Linked DNA regions of Homo sapiens: region 2 is linked to region 1. Evidence: chromatin loops called from intact Hi-C (ENCODE). Cell type or tissue: adrenal gland. All regions are shown on one strand. Each heading gives the region's core, and the rest is flanking DNA. Links, peaks and the distances in the headings are about the cores only. Region 1 overlaps SLC27A1 (solute carrier family 27 member 1). Region 2 overlaps COLGALT1 (collagen beta(1-O)galactosyltransferase 1).

The links. Hi-C counts contacts between places; a loop is a spot of excess contacts. Peaks named below come from ENCODE experiments on the same cell type or tissue, not always from the same donor. Only the 100,000 strongest peaks of a DNase experiment are listed, where the experiment ranks them.
Region 2: a loop joins it to region 1, with 2.1 times the contacts of the local background. A loop is called at or near these places in 15 of 110 quality-filtered maps.

Annotation. Positions count from the first base shown.
Region 1 is chr19:17,495,338-17,498,239 of GRCh38, reverse strand. SLC27A1 (solute carrier family 27 member 1) reads right to left here. Exons shown (of 12, transcript NM_198580.3): 7 at 776-985. The region is part of intron 1 of PGLS-DT (PGLS divergent transcript); the gene reads left to right. Among named protein-coding and RNA genes, the nearest start is that of PGLS, 15 kb to the left of the region's middle. In adrenal gland, for the core only: CTCF peaks have their summits at 1,570 and 1,772 (motif pointing left); a DNase peak (open chromatin) is centred at 1,719; H3K27ac peaks cover 890 bases.
Region 2 is chr19:17,572,843-17,575,744 of GRCh38, reverse strand. All of the region lies in intron 6 of COLGALT1 (collagen beta(1-O)galactosyltransferase 1), which reads right to left. Among named protein-coding and RNA genes, the nearest start is that of COLGALT1, 19 kb to the right of the region's middle. In adrenal gland, for the core only: a CTCF peak has its summit at 1,459 (motif pointing right); a DNase peak (open chromatin) is centred at 1,544.

The DNA.
Region 1 (2,902 bases), core at 308-2,807:
CTGCCACCATGCCTGGCTAATTTTTTATTTTCTGTAGAAAAGGGGGTCTCACTACATTGGCTATGCTGGTCTCAAACTCCTGGGCTCAAGTGATCCTCCTGCCTCAGCCTCCCAAAGTGTTAGGATTACAGGTGTGAGCCACTGTGCCCAGCCGACATTTGCTTTATGATCATTATTACGGTCTGTTCTTGGCCTTGGATGGGAGGGGCTTGGGAAAGGAGAGGGAGATTCATGCAAGCGGAGAATGGAGATGATTAAGAGAGTAAGTAGTTGCTAATTATGAAGGTATCTGTTTGCTGCTACTTGGGAGGCTGAGGCAGGAGGATTGCTTGAGCTCAGGAACTGAAAGCTACAGTGAGCTATGATCACGTGGCTGCACTCCAGCCTGGGCGACAGAGCGAGACTCTGTCTCAAACAACAACAACAAAATAACAGCACGGTACACAGAGCCCTATTCTCCTTGCTAATCTCCACACGCAGAAACTGAGGCTCAGAAAGGCTGAGGCACTTGCCAGGGCGCACAGCCATACCTATCCTCCAACTCTCCTGACCCAAGGACCACAGTCACATGACTATCTGTGCAGGCTGCAGGATTGTCCCTCTGGTGGTGCACCGGGAGTCCCAGGAACTCCCCTTACACCCCGCCCTGCGTGCGCCTTGGCGGAGCCTTCCGCGCCAGTCCAGGCTGTTTTATGTATCCCAGGGGCCCCAGGAAGAGGAGACAGTGGTCTTCCCTGAACTCCGAGACCTGCCCCGGGGCCCTGCCGGTGTGCACCTTGCCGTCCATGTTGGCAATGCTGCAGTTGCACTCGGTGGCGCCGTAGAACTCCCCGATTTGGCGTACGCCGAAGCGCTCCGTGAACTCCTCCCAGATGGCAGGACGCAGCCCGTTCCCCACCGCCAGGCGCACGCGGTGTCGCCTCTCCGCCTCGCGCACCGGCTGCTTCAGCAGGTAGCGGCAGATCTCCCCGATGTACTGAACCACCTGGGGGACGGGGTGAGGAAGTGGGTGATGGGACCGGCAGGCGGTGGGGAGCCCGGATCAGAGGAGAGACCCCGAGACCGCCCCACCCAGGGAGCTAATCCTATGAGCGGAACAGCCTAAGGATGATGATGGCTGCAGAATCGTCCACACTCCATTAGGGACCACATTGACTCCTAGGACTCGTTCAGTCTCTTGCAAAGGGTCTAGGATGCAGCTTTTTTTGTTGTTTTTTGGTTGGGGGTCTCCCTGTGCCGCCCAGGCTGGAGTGCAGTGGCATGATCACAGCTCACTGCAGCCTCTAACTCCTGGGTTCAAGTGATCTTCCAGCCTTAGCCTCCCGAGTAGCTGGGACTACAGATTTTTTTGTAGAGATGGGGGATCTCGCTCTGTTGCCCAGGCTGGTCTTGAACTCCTGGCCTCAAGCAATCCTCCTGCCTCAGCCTCCCAAAGTGTGAGATTCCAGGTGTGAGCCACTTGTGCCTGGCCGGATGCAACTTCTATCCAAGCAGATGCAGTGTCTTTCCTCCTCCCCCTACCCGCACCCCTTCGTGGTCCCTCGATTCTGCCAAGCAGCTTCCTGGAGATACCACATCCCTGTCTGAGCCTCAGCAGGCACACAGGGCAGGACTAGCAGGAGAGCTGGCACCCCGCAGGGCAACCCTCAGCCTGGAGCCTACACTGTCACCCAGAGCCCCCTGGCTGAGCCTGGGCTGGCCGGAGCGTCACCCCTGGGCAGACCACTCCCAGGTGCACCCACTAGGCTGCGCTGCGTCTGGACTGAGCCCCAGGTGCCCACGGAGCCACCTGCTCATGGGCTCCCCCTGCAGGACATCTTCCCTCCCTGCCACACATTCTCAAGCCCCGCAAGAGCTTCCTGGGGTCATCCACCAGGTGCCCCACGGTGCCTTTAAGAGTTCTCATCTCCAGTTGGGCTTCGGAATGACTCCCCCCCCGCCACTTTACAGATGGAGAAACCGAGGCTCACAGATGGTAAGGAACTGGAACGAGATCACAGAGCTGGGAAGTGGCAGAATTTGATTTGAACCCAGGCATCCCGGCCCCAGAGTGGGAATAAAACAGTTGCATGCCAGGGATTACCCACCAGATGGATCATAACAGCTGCAAATGTGCTCGGGGCTTCCCGCTCACACACAGGATGAAACCCACATTTCTTCCTGTGGCCAACTGGATCTGGCCCTGCCGCCCCTGCTGCCTCCTCTCCCTCCATCTCCGCTGAACACTCTGCCTCCTCAGGGACTTTGCACATGCTAGCCTTTTGCCTGAAGCAGTCTTCCCCCAGATGCATTTGCCTGAACTCTTCAGTCTCAGCTCAAACGTCACTGAGAGGCATCCCCTGTGCCCCCAGCTGTGCCCCTGAGAAGGTACTGACTAAATAGCTGATGACTAAACCAATATGATCAGCAGACACCACCGCCATGCTCTGAGCTGAGCTTGGAGATGAAGGCACTGAGGCCCAGAGAGGAAATGCAGTGCACCCAAGATCACTGGCTGCTGACCAACAGCAGGTCCCTAAGGGGGAGGGTCCTCTCCCTCCATTCTCAGACTTGGGCCACTGCCTTAGGTGTGGTACAGCCCACACCATCTCTAGGAGAGAACCTGGCCAATCAGCCCAGCCCCTCCTCAGCCAATATGACTGGCTTAAGAATGGGCACGGCCAGGCGGGGTGGCTCAAGCCTGTAATCCCAGCACTTTGGGAGGCCAAAGCAGGTGGATCACGAGGTCAGGAGATCGAGACCATCCTGGCTAACATGGTGAAACCCCGTCTCTACTAAAAAATACAAAAAATTAGCCGGGCGTGGTGGCACACTCCTGTAATCCCAGCTACTCGGGAGGCTGAGGCAGGAGAATGGCGTAAACCCGGGAGGCGGAGCTTGCAGTGGGCCGAGATCGCGCCAC
Region 2 (2,902 bases), core at 214-2,713, 78 kb before region 1:
ATGATGGTGACACTGCACTCCAGCCTGGGTGACAGAGACTCCATCTCCAAAAAAAGCAAAAAAGAAGGCCGGGCACAGTGGTTCATGCCTGTAATCCCAGCACTTTGGGAGGCTGAGGTGGGCAGATCATGAGGTCAGGAGTTCGAGACCAGCCTGGCCAACATACTGAAACCCTGTCCCCACTAAAAATACAAAAAACTAGCTGGGCGCAGTGGCTCATGCCTGTAATCCCAGCACTTTGGGAGGCCGAGGCAGGTGGCTCACAAGGTCAGGAGATCGAGGCCATCCAGGTTAACACAGTGAAACCCCATCTCCAATAAAAATACAAAAAATTAGCCGGATGTGGTAGCAGGCGCCTGTAGTCCCAGCTACTCGGGAGGCTGAGGCAGGAGAATGGCGTGAACCCAGGAAGCGGAGCTTGCAGTGAGCCGAGATCGGGCCACTGCACTCCAGCCTGGGAGACAGAGCGAGACTCCGTCTCAAAAAAAACAAACAAACAAAAAATAATAAAAATAAAAATACAAAAAATTAGCCAGGCGTGGTGGCAAGCGCCTGTTAAACTCAGCTACTTGGGAAGGTGGGGCAGAATCACTTGAACCTGGGAGGCGGAGGTTGCAGTGAGCCAAGATCGCACCATTGCACTCCAGCCCAGGCGACAGTGCAAGACTCCATCTCAAAAAAATAAAAACCAAAAAAACCAAAAACCTAAATTAACAAATTAGCTGAGCATGGTAGTGGCATGCACCTGTGGTCTCAGCTACTTAGGAGGCTGAGGTGGAAGGATCGCTTGAGTCAAGGAGGTTGAGGCTGCAGTGAGCTGTGATTTTGCCACTGCATTCCAGCCTGGGTAACAGCGAGACTCTGTCTCAAAAAAAGGAAATGACAACACAAATATATGTGAGAACTTAAACTGGGAAAACTCTGGTAGCCACAGAGACGCTTCTCAGGCCCGTTTCTGATGGGAGTTGGTGATAAATGGAGACCCACCACCCCCAACTGTAGCCGGGTGGGACCTGGACACCTAAGTATGCCACTCTTGGGTGTTGTGGGGGGCCTGCCCCAGTGATTGTGCAGTCTCCAGGTGTCACCTCAAAAAGACTCAAAAGTCTCCCCCAGGCCAGGCGCAGTGACACACGCCTGTAATCCCAGCATTCTGGGAGGCCGAGGCAGGTGGATCACCTGAGGACAGGAGTTCGAGGCCAGCCTGGCTAACATGGTGAAACCCCGTCTCTACTAAAAATACAAAATTTGCCAGGTGTGGTGGCAGGTACCTGTAATCCCAACTACTCGGGAGGCTGAGGCAGGGGAATCGCTTGAACCCAGGAGGCGGAGGTTTCAAGTGAGCCCAGAATGCGCCACTGCATTCCAGCCTGGGTGACAAAGTGAGACACCGTCTCAAAAAAAAAAAAAAAGTCTCCCCAAAACACAAAGGGCAGGGTGCTATTCCATCTTGAGCCACCAGGGGGAGCCGCAGATAGACTCGTTCAGAAATCGGTAAGGCTGGGGAAACTGAGCCCCGGGACAGAGGCCTCACCCCTCCCACCCAGTCTCCATCTACGCAGTGGTGGGAATGGCAGTGGCTTTGGCAGGGCTTTCTGCGCCCAGTGCAGGGCGAGGCCCACATTAGCAATGGCTGAGATGGGAGCATCATCCCTAGACAACCTCAATTACAGCTCAGCCCTGCGTGCTCCTCCAGTTTTAGAGGGACGGCTGCTGGTTTCATAGTTCATGGATTTTTTTAAAGTTTTATTTATTTATTTATTGATACAGGGTCTGGCTCTGCTGCCCAGGCTGGAGTGCAGTGAAGCAATCTTGGCTCACTGCAGCTTCGACCTCCTGGGCTCAAGGGATCCTCTCGCCTCAGCCTCCCGAGTAGCTGGGACCACAGGTGTGTGCCATCACGCCTGGCTAATTTTTGTTATTTTTTTTTGGTAAAGACAAGGTTTCACCATGTTGCCCACGATATTCTCAAACTACTGGGTTCCAGGGATCCGCCCACCTTGGCCTCCCAAAGAGCTGGGATAATTATTTTTTATTATTATTATTTTTGAGACAGACTTACTCTATTGCCCAGGCTGTAGTGCAGTGGCACGATTATGGCTCACTGCGGCCTCCAACTCCTGGGCTCAAAGGATTCTCCCACCTCAGCCTCCTGAGTAGCTAGAATACAGGCATGTGCCACCATGTCGGACTAATTAAAAAAAAATTTTTTTTTTTGAGACGGAGTTTCACTCTGTTGCCAGGCTGAAGTGCAGTGGCACGATCTCGGCTCACTGCAACCTCCGCCTCCCAGGTTCAAGTGATTCTCCTGCCTCAGCCTCCCAAGTAGCTGGGACTATAGGCATTCGCTACCACACCCAGCTAATTTTTTTTGTATTTTTAGTAGAGACAGGGTTTCACCATGTTGGTCAGTATGGTCTCCATCTTTTGACCTTGTGATCCGCCCGTCTCGTCCTCCCGAAGTGTTAGGATTACAGGCATGAGCCACCGCACCCGGCCAAAATTTTTTTTAATATAGAGATGGGGTCTCACTATGTTGCCCAGGCTGATCTTGAACTCCTAGGCTCAAGCAATCCTCTTACTTTGGCCTCCCAAAGTGCTGGAATTACAGGTTTGAGTCACCATGCCTGGCCTATACATGCAGTTCTTTAGTGAAAACTTGCTGTCCTCTCAGTTTTCATGTCCTCTATAGCTCCTGACTGTCCTCAGGGGGAAGGTCCCTTCCTCAGCCTGGTCTCTGAGGCCATCCACCCTGGCCCTGGATACCAGCCCCAGGGGATCACTGACCTTGCCTGTTCCCCAGGTTCACGTCCCTTCCAGCCTCCCGGCCTTTGCCCACACTACCACCTCCTGCTGCAATCCCCTTTATGGTGAACTCCTACTCAACCTGCCCCTTAATGCC